Regions from separate parts of the Homo sapiens genome. Here all the other regions are linked to region 2. The links are chromatin contacts, found by Hi-C or POLR2A ChIA-PET in ENCODE. All regions are on one chromosome and are shown on one strand. Each heading gives the region's core, a stretch centred on a gene start or an enhancer-like site at or near the end of the contact. The rest is flanking DNA. Distances are from core to core; before and after follow the strand shown.

Region 1 (2,700 bases), core at 189-2,688, 230 kb before region 2:
GCGGAGAATTGTAAATTCTGCCTTCATTGTTGATCCAAACCTTTCTTCTAAGACCTCCCCTTTCTAGACATCTATCTACCTATTTTCACTTTACTTTCCAGCATCAAGGAGGTCTGAGTGGATAAGGCCTAAGCACTGATGTGGCTTTGGTAATGAACCTGAAGTTAAAAACTGGTTAGCTTATGCTAAGCTGCCATTTGAAAGGTCTCCTCCAGCATCTGAATTAAGGGAAACAATGTTTTGAAGCAGTCACAAAACTTTTCTGATGCATTAGATCTGAGGTAGGACCTGATAATTTGTACTTCTAAATTATGCAGGTGATGCTGATGCTGCTGGTCCGGAGACCACTTTGGAGAGTTTTACTTTAAAGGAAATGAAACTGCCCTAAAATGCTAATACTAAATAGCCACACAAAGCCGGAAAAAAGCAAAGAATTTCAAACCGAAGATGAGAGGTCCTGAAAAATAACAGCGGTCATCCTACTCCCGGTGCGGCTATGCGGCCATGAAAAGGAGTCTTGGGGCCGGTCGTGCCCCTCCACGCAGGCTCCCTCATAGGGTCATCCCATCAACCCTCGCCAAAAACGCCGGCCCCCTCATAGGGCCGTCCGGCCACGCCCCTCCGTGCCCTAACCACAGAGCCACACGTTACGCCGCCGCCCCGTTACGCCCATCCGGCTCCCGCATAGGGCGTCACGTACGTTTAACGTCGGCCCGGCGCGCGCGTCCGGGAGGTTGCCCGTAGGCCGCTAACTGGTGGTTCCCAGTCCCCGCCGACTCGGCCTCTTTCTTCTGCGGCCACCAGATCGCGGGATATCGGAGACTTCGAACAATCCGCTGGAGTCCTTTACAGTTTAAAAACAGAGGACCGGCCGGGCGCGGTGGCTCACGCCTGTAATCCCAGCACTTTGGGAGGCCGAGGCGGGCGGATCACGAGTTCAGGAGATAGAGACCATCCTGGCTAACACCGTGAGACCCCGTCCCTATCAAAAGTACAAAAAAATTAGCCGGGTGTGGTGGCACGCGCCTGTAGTCCCAGCTACTCAGGAGGCTGAGGCAGAAGAATCGCTAGAACCAGGGAGGCGGAGGTTGCAGTGACCGAGATCGCGCCGCTGCACTCCAGCCTAGGCGACAGAGCGAGACTGCGTCTCAAAACAAAAAAAACGGAGGATCGAAAATTTTGAAGACTGAGAGCAAGGCAACAATCTTCCCTTGACCTTTTTGCTCCTCTCACAAGGGTTTTTCAGACGGCTGAAACCAACGAAAAGAGTGAGGAAGCAGGCAGAAAATTTCAGCTTTAGTCTCTCAGCATCCTCCTGCTTTCTTCTCGGGGAGCTGGCACTTCCCCCTTCTCTAGTAGCTGTAAATACGCCTCCCAACTCCAAGGAGACCTTTCTTGCATCTCCCTTACTGTTCTCACGCCTGTAGGGCTCTTCGTGTGAGGATTCAGTGTATGTATGTATGTATATGAATGTGTGCGAATAATTATTTCCTAATTGAGTTTTTTTTTAAAAAAATCATCTTCCGGTACACGCAGTGCCGTACTCCATTAAACAGCAGGCACGGTGTCTAGGGTCCGCAGTTCTTTTGGAGGCTCATGAAAATATTTTAATTTCTTCTAAAGTCAGAAGGAAAAAAATGAACATTTAAGTCGAAGAAGATGTTACATATTAATCTTCATATGACTTTAATTTTTTTTTTTTTTTTTTTGAAACGGAGTCTCGCTCTGTCCCCCAGGCTGGAGTACAGTGGCGCAGTCTCGGCTCACTGCAAGCTCTGCCTCCCGGGTTCACGCCATTCTCCTGCCTCAGCTTCCCGAGTAGCTGGGACTACAGTCACCACGCCCGACTAAGTTTTTTTGTATTTTTTAGTAGAGACGGGGTTTCACCGTGTTAGCCAGGATGGTCTCGATCTCCTGACCTCGTGATCCGCCCGCCTCGGCCTCCCAAAGTGCTGGGATTACAGGCGTGAGCCACAACGCCTGGCCTATGCCCACTAATTCCAATTCTTATTTGATCTAATTGTTTATAGATTCTTGTGAACTTTTACCTTGACAATTATGTTATTTTCAAAGATAATCATCTTTTCCTATTGAATCCTTGCTCTTCTGACTGCCTGTTCCTATCTCATGGTATTGGCCAAACCCTGTGATGCCGTGTTGAATAGGAGTACTTTCTCACCACACTTGTCTTCCTTCCGCCTCTATGGGAATCCTTCCAAAACGGCACCATTAAGTGTTATACTCGCTGTAGCTCCTCCTTATGAAGTTCTCTTCTCATTGTAGTCTGTTAAGTGTTTATGATTAAAGAGTGTTATATTTTGTTAAATGCTTTCGCAGTATCTTTGGAGATGATCATGTTTTTTCTTTATTAATCTCTTTTTTATTTTATTTATTTTATTTTATTTTATTTTATTTTTTATTATTTTAGTTTTTATTTTGAGATGGAATCTCACTCTGTCTCCCAGGCTGGAGTGCAGTGCCCTGATCTAAGCTCATTACAACCTCTACCTCCCAGGTTCAAGCGATTCTTCTGCCTCACTTTCCCAAGTAACAGGGACTACAGGTGCGTGCCACCACATCTGGCTAAGTTTTGTATTATCAGAAGAAGATAGGCCGCCATTGGCCAGGCTGGCCTTGAACTCCTGACATTAAGTGATCCACCTGCCTCAGCCTCCTAAAGTGCTAGGAATACAGGCGTGA
Region 2 (2,700 bases), core at 1-2,500:
TCTACCAGATGGAAAAGAACGTTGTAGTACCTAAGAAAATTAGGCCTTATCACCAAGAAGAAAGGGGGAATGCATGATGCAGAAGGGACCAGCCATCTCAATCAGATACTACACAGTCTAAATTCAAACATTTACAATATAATTAAATTGCATCAGCCCCAGTCACATCTTAGCCTTAGGAACTTCGATCATTGACTTGCAATCCCAGAAAGTCTGTTTTGAGGTCCTAGGCCACAGGAAGAACCAATTTGTTTTATAGACATCTTACAGAGACAGCATTCACAGTTTATCTAGAGTCTGGCCTCAGAGAATATGTACTCCACTGGCAGCAGGAGAAACAAATACACAGGAAAATACAGTGTAGCACAGAACAGGAGCTGAGGGTGAATGGAGATGCTCAGAAACACCTGCACTAAAAATTTGCTGAAAAAGGTAAAACGTGTCAAGCAGCACTGCCTCTGGAAGCCAGAAAAATTACATTTTTTGATAACAGATCCTAAGCCTGGATGCTGGAGGTGCTTAAAAATGTGCATTGTGGGCCGGGTGCAGTGGCTTAAGCCTGTAATCCTAGCACTTTGGGATCTGAGGAGGGAGGATCACTTGAGCTCAGGAGTTTGAGACCAGCCTGGCCAATATGGCAAAACCCTGTCTCTACTAAAAATACAAAAAGTAGCCGGGCATGGGGCGAGCACCTGTAATCCCAGTTATTCAGGAGCTGAGGCAGGAAAATCACTTGAACCTGGGAGGCGAAGGTTGCAGTGAGCCAAGATCCTGCAACTGCACTCCAACCTGGGTGACAGAGTGAAACTCCGTTTCAAAAAAAAAGTGCATTGTGTCTGGTTTTCTTTCCATTCATACGTTTATTTGACTCTGTAGTAAAATCTCCTCCTCCTCCATGTACCCATATTCATGCAAGCAAATGTTAGCAAACTGCCACAGTAGCATTTTAATTAGTGCTCATCTTTCTCTCTTCACCACATTAAAATCTTTTCCCATTGTGTTCTGCTGATATTTCTATTATGATAAAAGACTTAAGACAAGTGACTATATAGAAATACGTATATACACACAAGAATGAAAGAGATAAACAGTAAGGGAGGTAGGGCAGGAATTTTTCTTCAACGTGTACAATTCAATGTACTTTCAGTTTTCATTTCAGCCTTCCTCAGTGGTTTCTGCCCAGCAACTGATGAGAAACATCACCTCTGAGCCAATCAAAAAACTTATTCTTCCAAAGAGAGATTGTTATTATTCCTCACGATGACCCGACAGTCTCTGCTTTCTTTTTCCTTTCTTCCAGAAGGAGATTTAACCATAGTAGAAAGAATGGAGAACTATTAACTGCCTTTCTTCTGTGGGCTGTGATTTTCAGAGGGGAATGCTAAGAGGTGAGTGGGGGAAGTCGATTAGAGCCTGGTTCACAATGCCTGGGAGGACAGGGGCTGAATCGCTGAGAGTGGTGAGTGGGCATGCAGGGAGAGTACTCACCCAGAGAAAGGGGTGTGTGCCTGAGGGGGTGCGCACGCACACATGTGGACACATGGAAAGGGGAGAAGTAGTGCAAAGAATAAAGACCTGCAGAGTTTGGGATTTGGTGAAGAAATAGTCTAATTGCATGTTCTTAAGAACGTATTGTAGTCAGAAAAGGGCAAACAATCTTTAAAATCTGTTCTGGACAACTCAAGGCATCTATTCTAAGAGATTCTAAAAAGAGGTGTCCTTTATAGATTCATATGTAAATTTGTTCATTACAGAAGTATTAAAAATGTAGAAAAACCTGAACCAGCATACATATACAACAGGCGGGGGATAGACAAACAATGCATGGTTCAATCATAAAAGAGATTTCCATGCAGCCTTTAGGAATCGTGTTTTTAATGAAGGGCAATTATTTATAATTTTAGCAATGTTAGATCCATACATTAAACCTTGTTTTAAAATCTTTTAGGAACAGTATGTGTTTTTCCTTTTATTCATCATTTCCCCCAAACCTAACGAATGCTATCCAATGGATACAATCTATTTCATTGTATGAATATACAATTTTTTTGTTTGTTTTGAGATGCAGTCTTGCTCTATCACCCAGGCTGGAGTGCAGTGGCATGTTCTCGGCTTACTGCAGCCTCTGCTTCCTGGGTTCCAGTGATTCTCCTGCCTCAGTCTCCTGGGTAGCTGAGATTACAGGTGCACGCCACCACACCCAGCTAGTTTTTGTATTTTTAGTAGATTCGGAGTTTCGCCATATTGTCTAGGCTGGTCTCAAACTCCTGACCTCAGGTGATCTGCCCACCTCAGCCTCCCAAAGAGCTGGGATTACAGGCGTGAGCCACCACACCCAGCCTTTAAAATTATTTTTAAACACTTCCCTAGTTTGGACTATTTCTCTTTTCTGCATTTGGCTATTGTAGATTTTACTGTATTGAGCAGCCTAAAACATAAATTTTTGTCTTAGTTCCTGATTTTCTTTTTTCTGCAACACTAATTCCTACAAGTGGAACATTTGGGTCAAAGCACACACCTTTTTTTTTTCTTTTAATAGCCATTCCTTAGCAAAGCATATAACTTTTTTTAAGGCCCTTTATATATATATGGTCAAAATACTTCCAGAAATATTTACCTTTTCACTACCAAAGTATATGACTACTACTATAGATATTTTATTTTATTTATTGATTGATTTGTAGAGATGGGGTTTCATTA
Region 3 (2,700 bases), core at 31-2,530, 190 kb before region 2:
CCTCGTGATCCGCCCGTCTCGGCCTCCCAAAGTGATGGGATTAGAGGCGTGAGCCACCGCGCACGGCGGAAAACGAGATTTTTTAGATCAACTTTACATTGCCAATGCCCATGGTATTCCCTCCACAACAAACTCCACAAGAGTGCTCAGAAAAGTCAAACTTGTTATCAGGTGATCTTTAGGGACCCAAAGACTACTCTTCCTACCCTTTCCAGTGTTGCCCAGGCTGGAATTGCACTAGCGTATTCACATGTTCCTGCAGTCTCTAGCCCGAGAGTTTAAGCTATCCTACCACCTCAGCCTACCGAGTAAATGATAGTACAGACGCAAGCCGTCACACCTGGTTAGCTTCATTTTTTTGCAGAGACGAGTTCTATGTTGCCCAGGCAAATCTGTTAACTCCTGAGCTGAAGAAAGCCTCATGCATCGACCTCCCAAAGTGCTAGGATTACAGGATCTTGCCAACACAGAACAGGAGTATCTCCTGATCAATTTTTTTTGAGACGAAGCCTCGCCTTTGTCGCCCAGGCTAGAATGCAAAAGCGCCATGTCTTTTCACTGCAACCTTTGCTTGCTGGGTTTAAGTGATTCTCCTGCGGCAGCCTCCCGAGTCTCTGGGATGACACGCGACTGCCCCACGCCCGGCTAATATTTGTATTTTTAGTAGAAACGAGATTTAACCACGTTAGCCAAACTGGTCTCGATCCGCACGCCTCGGCCTCCCAAAGTGCTGGGATTACAAAATCGGAAAAATTATTCCCTAGAAAACGGTGAAATTCAATATTAAAGCTCTTTATGTGAGACTTGAGTGGCTCTGAAAAGAGCCTTTGAGTTTTAAAGCACCTAAGCACACATTTACTTGGAGCTTGTATACTTGGTGACAGCCTTGGTACCTTCGGACACTGCGTGCTTGGCCAGCTCTCCGGGAAGCAGCAGACGCACGGCGGTCTGGATCTCCCTGGAGGTAATGGTCGAGCGCTTGTTGTAGTGGGCCAGACGGGAAGCCTCGCCTGCGATGCGTTCGAAGATGTCGTTAACGAAGGAATTCATGATGCCCATGGCCTTGGATGAGATGCCAGTATCGGGGTGAACCTGTTTTAGCACCTTGTACACATACACGGAGTAGCTCTCCTTACGACTGCGCTTGCGCTTCTTGCCATCCTTCTTCTGCGCCTTGGTCACAGCCTTCTTGGAACCCTTCTTCGGAGCAGGAGCTGACTTAGCTGGTTCAGGCATGCTGTCAGAAAACAATAACAGCAGTGAGAATGAACGCACTTAAATAAAAGCTCGTGTCTAGAGTCTCTCCTTTTATAGGCCTTTCATGCAAATAAAGAATTCAAAATATCCAGCTCTGATTGGGCAATGTGTTAGTGACGCATACATGTAAAATAGCCTTCACCTTATTTCCTTTCTAATTGGTTGGCTCGTCAAAGAACAATTTTAACCAATCAAATTGCGCCTTTCACAATTCTACCGATGACTATAACTAGCTTCTTATTCCTCCATCGAGCCCATTCTTTTTCTTTATTCAGTGGATTGTTAGTTCTTCTGCTGTTAGGAAGCCACTATGTCTGGACGTGGAAAGCAAGGCGGCAAAGCTCGGGCAAAAGCTAAAACGCGTTCTTCCAGGGCCGGTCTTCAGTTTCCAGTTGGCCGTGTGCACCGCCTCCTCCGCAAAGGCAACTACTCCGAACGAGTCGGGGCCGGCGCTCCAGTGTACCTGGCAGCGGTGCTGGAATATCTGACGGCCGAGATCTTAGAGCTAGCTGGCAACGCGGCTCGCGACAATAAGAAGACCCGCATCATCCCGCGCCACCTGCAGCTAGCCATCCGCAACGACGAGGAGCTAAATAAGCTTCTAGGTCGCGTGACCATCGCGCAGGGCGGTGTCCTGCCCAACATCCAGGCCGTATTGCTGCCTAAGAAGACGGAGAGCCACCATAAGGCCAAGGGCAAGTGAAATGATTACTAGTCAAATCCGTCAGTGATCCCGAGTCCCAGAAACCAAAGGCTCTTTTCAGAGCCACCCACCTTTTCTGTAAAGTGCTGGAATACACATACGATGCCTGAAATCTCAATGTTCACTGTCCTAATTTTTAACGAACGCTTCTGACGTTACTGGTCAGTTCTTTATTGAAATCCTTGCTCACATTTCATGCACTAATTTATCTTACTGGTGTTTCTTTGCAGTAAAAATGCGTTTATAAAGGTATACAAGAATAGAAACCGAGGTTGTGACACCAAGGTTTCACTGCGTTATTTTGTGTATAGGTCCATGCTGTGTATACAAATTTATCATTAATACACAGGCTGTTTATTCATGTGCACTTGTCAGAAAAGGGTGAAATATTAATACAGAAACGAGAGAACAAAGAAGGATAGCTGCCCATTAGCATTTCAGGGCGGGCTTTTTAAGTTTTAAAGATGACTGCATTCCGGCTGGGCTCAGTGGCTCATGCCTGTAATCCCAACACTTTGGGAGGCCAAGGAGGGCGGATCATAGGGTCAGGAGTTCGAAATCAGCCTGCCCAACATAATGAAAGCCCGTCTCTACTAAACAAATACAAAAAGTAGCCGGGCGTGGTGGTGTGCATCTGTAGTCCCAGCAACTTGGGAGGCTGAGGCAGGAGAATCGCTTGACTCCGGGAGGCAGAGGCTGCAGTGAGCCGAGATCACGCTATTGCACTCCAGCCTGGGTAA
Region 4 (2,700 bases), core at 151-2,650, 170 kb before region 2:
ATGCCCCCGCCTCGGCCTCCCAAAATGCTGGGATTACAGGAGAGCCACCTCGTCACGCAGTGCAGCCCCCACACTATTTACAAATACAGTACCTGAGGGCCGATATCCCAAAGCTAAGGCTTATCAAAGGCCTGCGAAAAGACAGACACCGGGCACCACCAGCAGTTGGCCATTCTCAACGACCAGCTGCACAAGATCGTGGGCCGGAAGCACCTTGGGCATGCCACGTACTGCTCACAACCAGGACGGGATGTGCTCAGGAAGTCACCTCAACGCTAAAGTAAACTAAAGCATTTACACCACATCCCTGTGTCAGAAATAAAATTTTTTCAGGGCCACTTTTAAGCGCCGCGCTTTAACAGAAATCGGCCGGCCAATCACACACCACCGCGGGAATTTGAAGAAAAAGTAGGACCTGGTGGCTCAAGTAGCCTTAGCTATCCGGTGACTGTGGCTGAGACTGAGACGGAAGGATCCTTGCGCCCAGGCTGCTGGGAGCTGTTAATAACTGACCCCCAACCAGCACGACTAGGATAGACCGTGGCCGCACAACACCGCAGCACCCGCACCCCTCTCCACCCCACTCCCCCCTCCAAAAAGCTTCAGCTCTTTTGACTGAGACCTGTGGGTGGCTCTGAAAAGAGCCGTTTAAAATTTTCAAAGGGGAACGTCCCGCCAGTTTCACTTTTTCTTCGGAGCTGCCTTCTTTGCCTTTGTAACCTTCGGCTTCCCCGACTTAGGCTTGGCCGCCTTGGGCTTAGGGGCTTTGGCCTTAGCTGGACTCTTGGCAGCTTTTTTTGGCTGAGGTGTTTTCACCTTTTTCGCACTCTTGGCCACTTTCTTGGTCCCAGCAGCGGTTGCTGGCTTCTTTACCTTCTTAGGAGTCTTTTTGATGCTTTTCTTCGGGGTAGCGGCGCCAGCCACCTTCTTGGGCTTCTTGGCTGCCCCAGCAGGCTTCCTAGGCTTGGCTGCGCCAGCCTTTTTGGCCTTGGGTTTGCCTTCCCCGGAAGCCGCTTTCTTGTTGAGTTTGAAGGAGCCAGAAGCACCGGTACCTTTGGTCTGCACCAGAGTACCTTTGCTCACCAAGCTCTTGAGGCCAAGCTTGATACGGCTGTTGTTTTTTTCTACATCGTAGCCAGCAGCCGCAAGCGCTTTCTTAAGCGCGGCCAGAGAAACGCCGCTGCGCTCCTTAGAAGCTGCCACTGCCTTGGTGATAAGCTCAGATACTGGGGGTCCGGATGCTTTGCGTTTCCCAGCAGTTGCGCCTGCCTTCTTCGCCTTTTTCTTCACAGGTGTTTTTTCTGCGGGTGCAGGAATGGTAGGAGCAAGTGGAGCAGTCTCCGACATGTTTTTGTCTTCCCAGAAAAGACAATAAGTAATCTCAAACTGTCAGAACAGCATGTCCTCTACGAGGGAGGCTGAGGGTTTATATAGAGAGACGCTGAGTGATGATTGGTTCCTTGCTCCATGCGCGGCGCTGCTGGAAAAGGACTCCTCGTATCTACCGCGCTGCTGTGTTTGTTGCCCCTTAAAAAAGAGTAAAAATATAAGAAATCTGGGCATGAAATAATTAGAGACTTGGGGGAAACTGATCCGAGAGAGTTCGGGCTTCATTCCTGCCTTTGTTTCTATGCATAGTTTTAAAACCGGCATCTTGAAACTTTTCTTATTCCCCCAACTCTCTTTCAAACTTCGGTCAAATCGAGACAACTTTCATGTTTTCCTTAAAAATACTATTTCTCCCTCTTTCATTTGCAAATCTCTCTTCCAGGGCATTGTTCTGTGAATTCTTACCGTCTCAACTTTATATAGATAAACTCATTTTTATCCAAATGTGCAGGGAAATTGGGTTTTTTCGCAGGAACAATAGCACAGGCTCTCTGGCGAGCTGTTTGCATCAACCTCTAGGAATTGGCACTGAGGTAGAAAGTTCTATGTACAAGAGGGGTGATTAGTTTAGAAAAGATAGTTTAAAAAAAAAAATAGTATTTGAGTTACCAGTGTGTAAGCTGGATTTGATCTCCATATTTCAGTGGTTTAAACATTTCCAGAAAGATAAGGGTGAGGCTACATTATTCCTCTTACAGAAAAAAAAGTCCTAAGTAGAGTTACCAACCTTCTCTTAAAAGTTAGGATCATGGATTTTTCCGATCTAGAATGGGCATTAAAGATCAACTACCACATCCCCAAAAAAGAAAACTGAACCAACAAATAATAGAATGGCAGGCCAACATCATTTTGGCAACTGTGAGCATTGAGAGCTTGTGTACATGTTTGTGTCCCATCACTTTATAAATAATTTAATGAAATACACTATTTTTTTGCTAATATTCATCATAGAATTTTGTACATTTTTTATATTTTAAAATCATATTTATAATACAAATTTCCCTTCCTCTTTCTCTGTACAACCTGTTTGAATAACTGGTAAAAGTCACTTTAAAAAAATAAAATACAAATTTTCAACATTGCAAGTGTGGGCATCAAGGGTTAGAAAGAAAAATATCTGATTTAAATCACTGTAAATTTTCATCATTCTACTTGGCTTTTTACACACAAAATATGAACTAAGCTGTCACACCCTAAATTAATTGGTTGAATATGTCCACCTAAGGAGCTGAACAAACATTTCAAAGCAAACATGAGTAACTTCAGTATTCTTTATCTGTTAGTTTGCAATACAGCTGATGGAATTAGGTT

What was found. A loop is a pair of places that touch in the nucleus more often than their neighbours do. ChIA-PET counts read pairs that join two places held with the same protein, here RNA polymerase II (POLR2A). Pooled maps may share reads with other maps.
Region 1: a pooled map shows a loop between it and region 2 (4-fold over the local background). The contact joins the promoter of H2BC6-AS1 here to the promoter of BTN3A1 in region 2. A Hi-C loop is called at or near these places in 1 of 168 maps with a recorded cell type or tissue (mammary epithelial cell), 1 of 37 single-sample maps with no recorded cell type and 6 of 50 pooled maps. POLR2A ChIA-PET finds 5 or more read pairs at or near these places in 2 of 52 experiments (CD8-positive, alpha-beta memory T cell and activated B cell).
Region 3: a loop to region 2 is called in a pooled map, with 2.9 times the contacts of the local background. The contact joins the promoter of H2BC8 here to the promoter of BTN3A1 in region 2. A Hi-C loop is called at or near these places in 3 of 50 pooled maps. POLR2A ChIA-PET finds 5 or more read pairs at or near these places in 2 of 52 experiments (K562 and PC-9).
Region 4: a pooled map shows a loop between it and region 2 (2.6-fold over the local background). The contact joins the promoter of H1-3 here to the promoter of BTN3A1 in region 2. A Hi-C loop is called at or near these places in 1 of 50 pooled maps. POLR2A ChIA-PET finds 5 or more read pairs at or near these places in 2 of 52 experiments (PC-3 and PC-9).

The regions. Positions count from the first base shown.
Region 1 is chr6:26,171,335-26,174,034 of GRCh38, forward strand. H2BC6-AS1 (H2BC6 antisense RNA 1) reads right to left here and starts at 1,439. Exons shown (of 3, transcript NR_186648.1): 1 at 701-1,439. It also overlaps a transcript of H2BC5 not described here. RefSeq lists an enhancer at 513-1,405.
Region 2 is chr6:26,401,025-26,403,724 of GRCh38, forward strand. BTN3A1 (butyrophilin subfamily 3 member A1) reads left to right here and starts at 1,251. Exons shown (of 10, transcript NM_007048.6): 1 at 1,251-1,388. RefSeq lists an enhancer at 1,159-1,218.
Region 3 is chr6:26,215,408-26,218,107 of GRCh38, forward strand. H2BC8 (H2B clustered histone 8) reads right to left here and starts at 1,281. Exons shown (of 1, transcript NM_003518.4): 1 at 793-1,281. The coding sequence starts at 1,236. The coding sequence ends at 856. It overlaps H2AC8 (H2A clustered histone 8), which reads left to right and starts at 1,514. Exons shown (of 1, transcript NM_021052.4): 1 at 1,514-2,030. The coding sequence starts at 1,568. The coding sequence ends at 1,960. RefSeq lists enhancers at 395-524, 575-664, 745-1,094, 1,006-1,657, 1,525-1,944 and 2 more.
Region 4 is chr6:26,233,587-26,236,286 of GRCh38, forward strand. It overlaps H1-3 (H1.3 linker histone, cluster member), which reads right to left and starts at 1,401. Exons shown (of 1, transcript NM_005320.3): 1 at 626-1,401. The coding sequence starts at 1,347. The coding sequence ends at 682. RefSeq lists enhancers at 604-1,013, 927-1,914.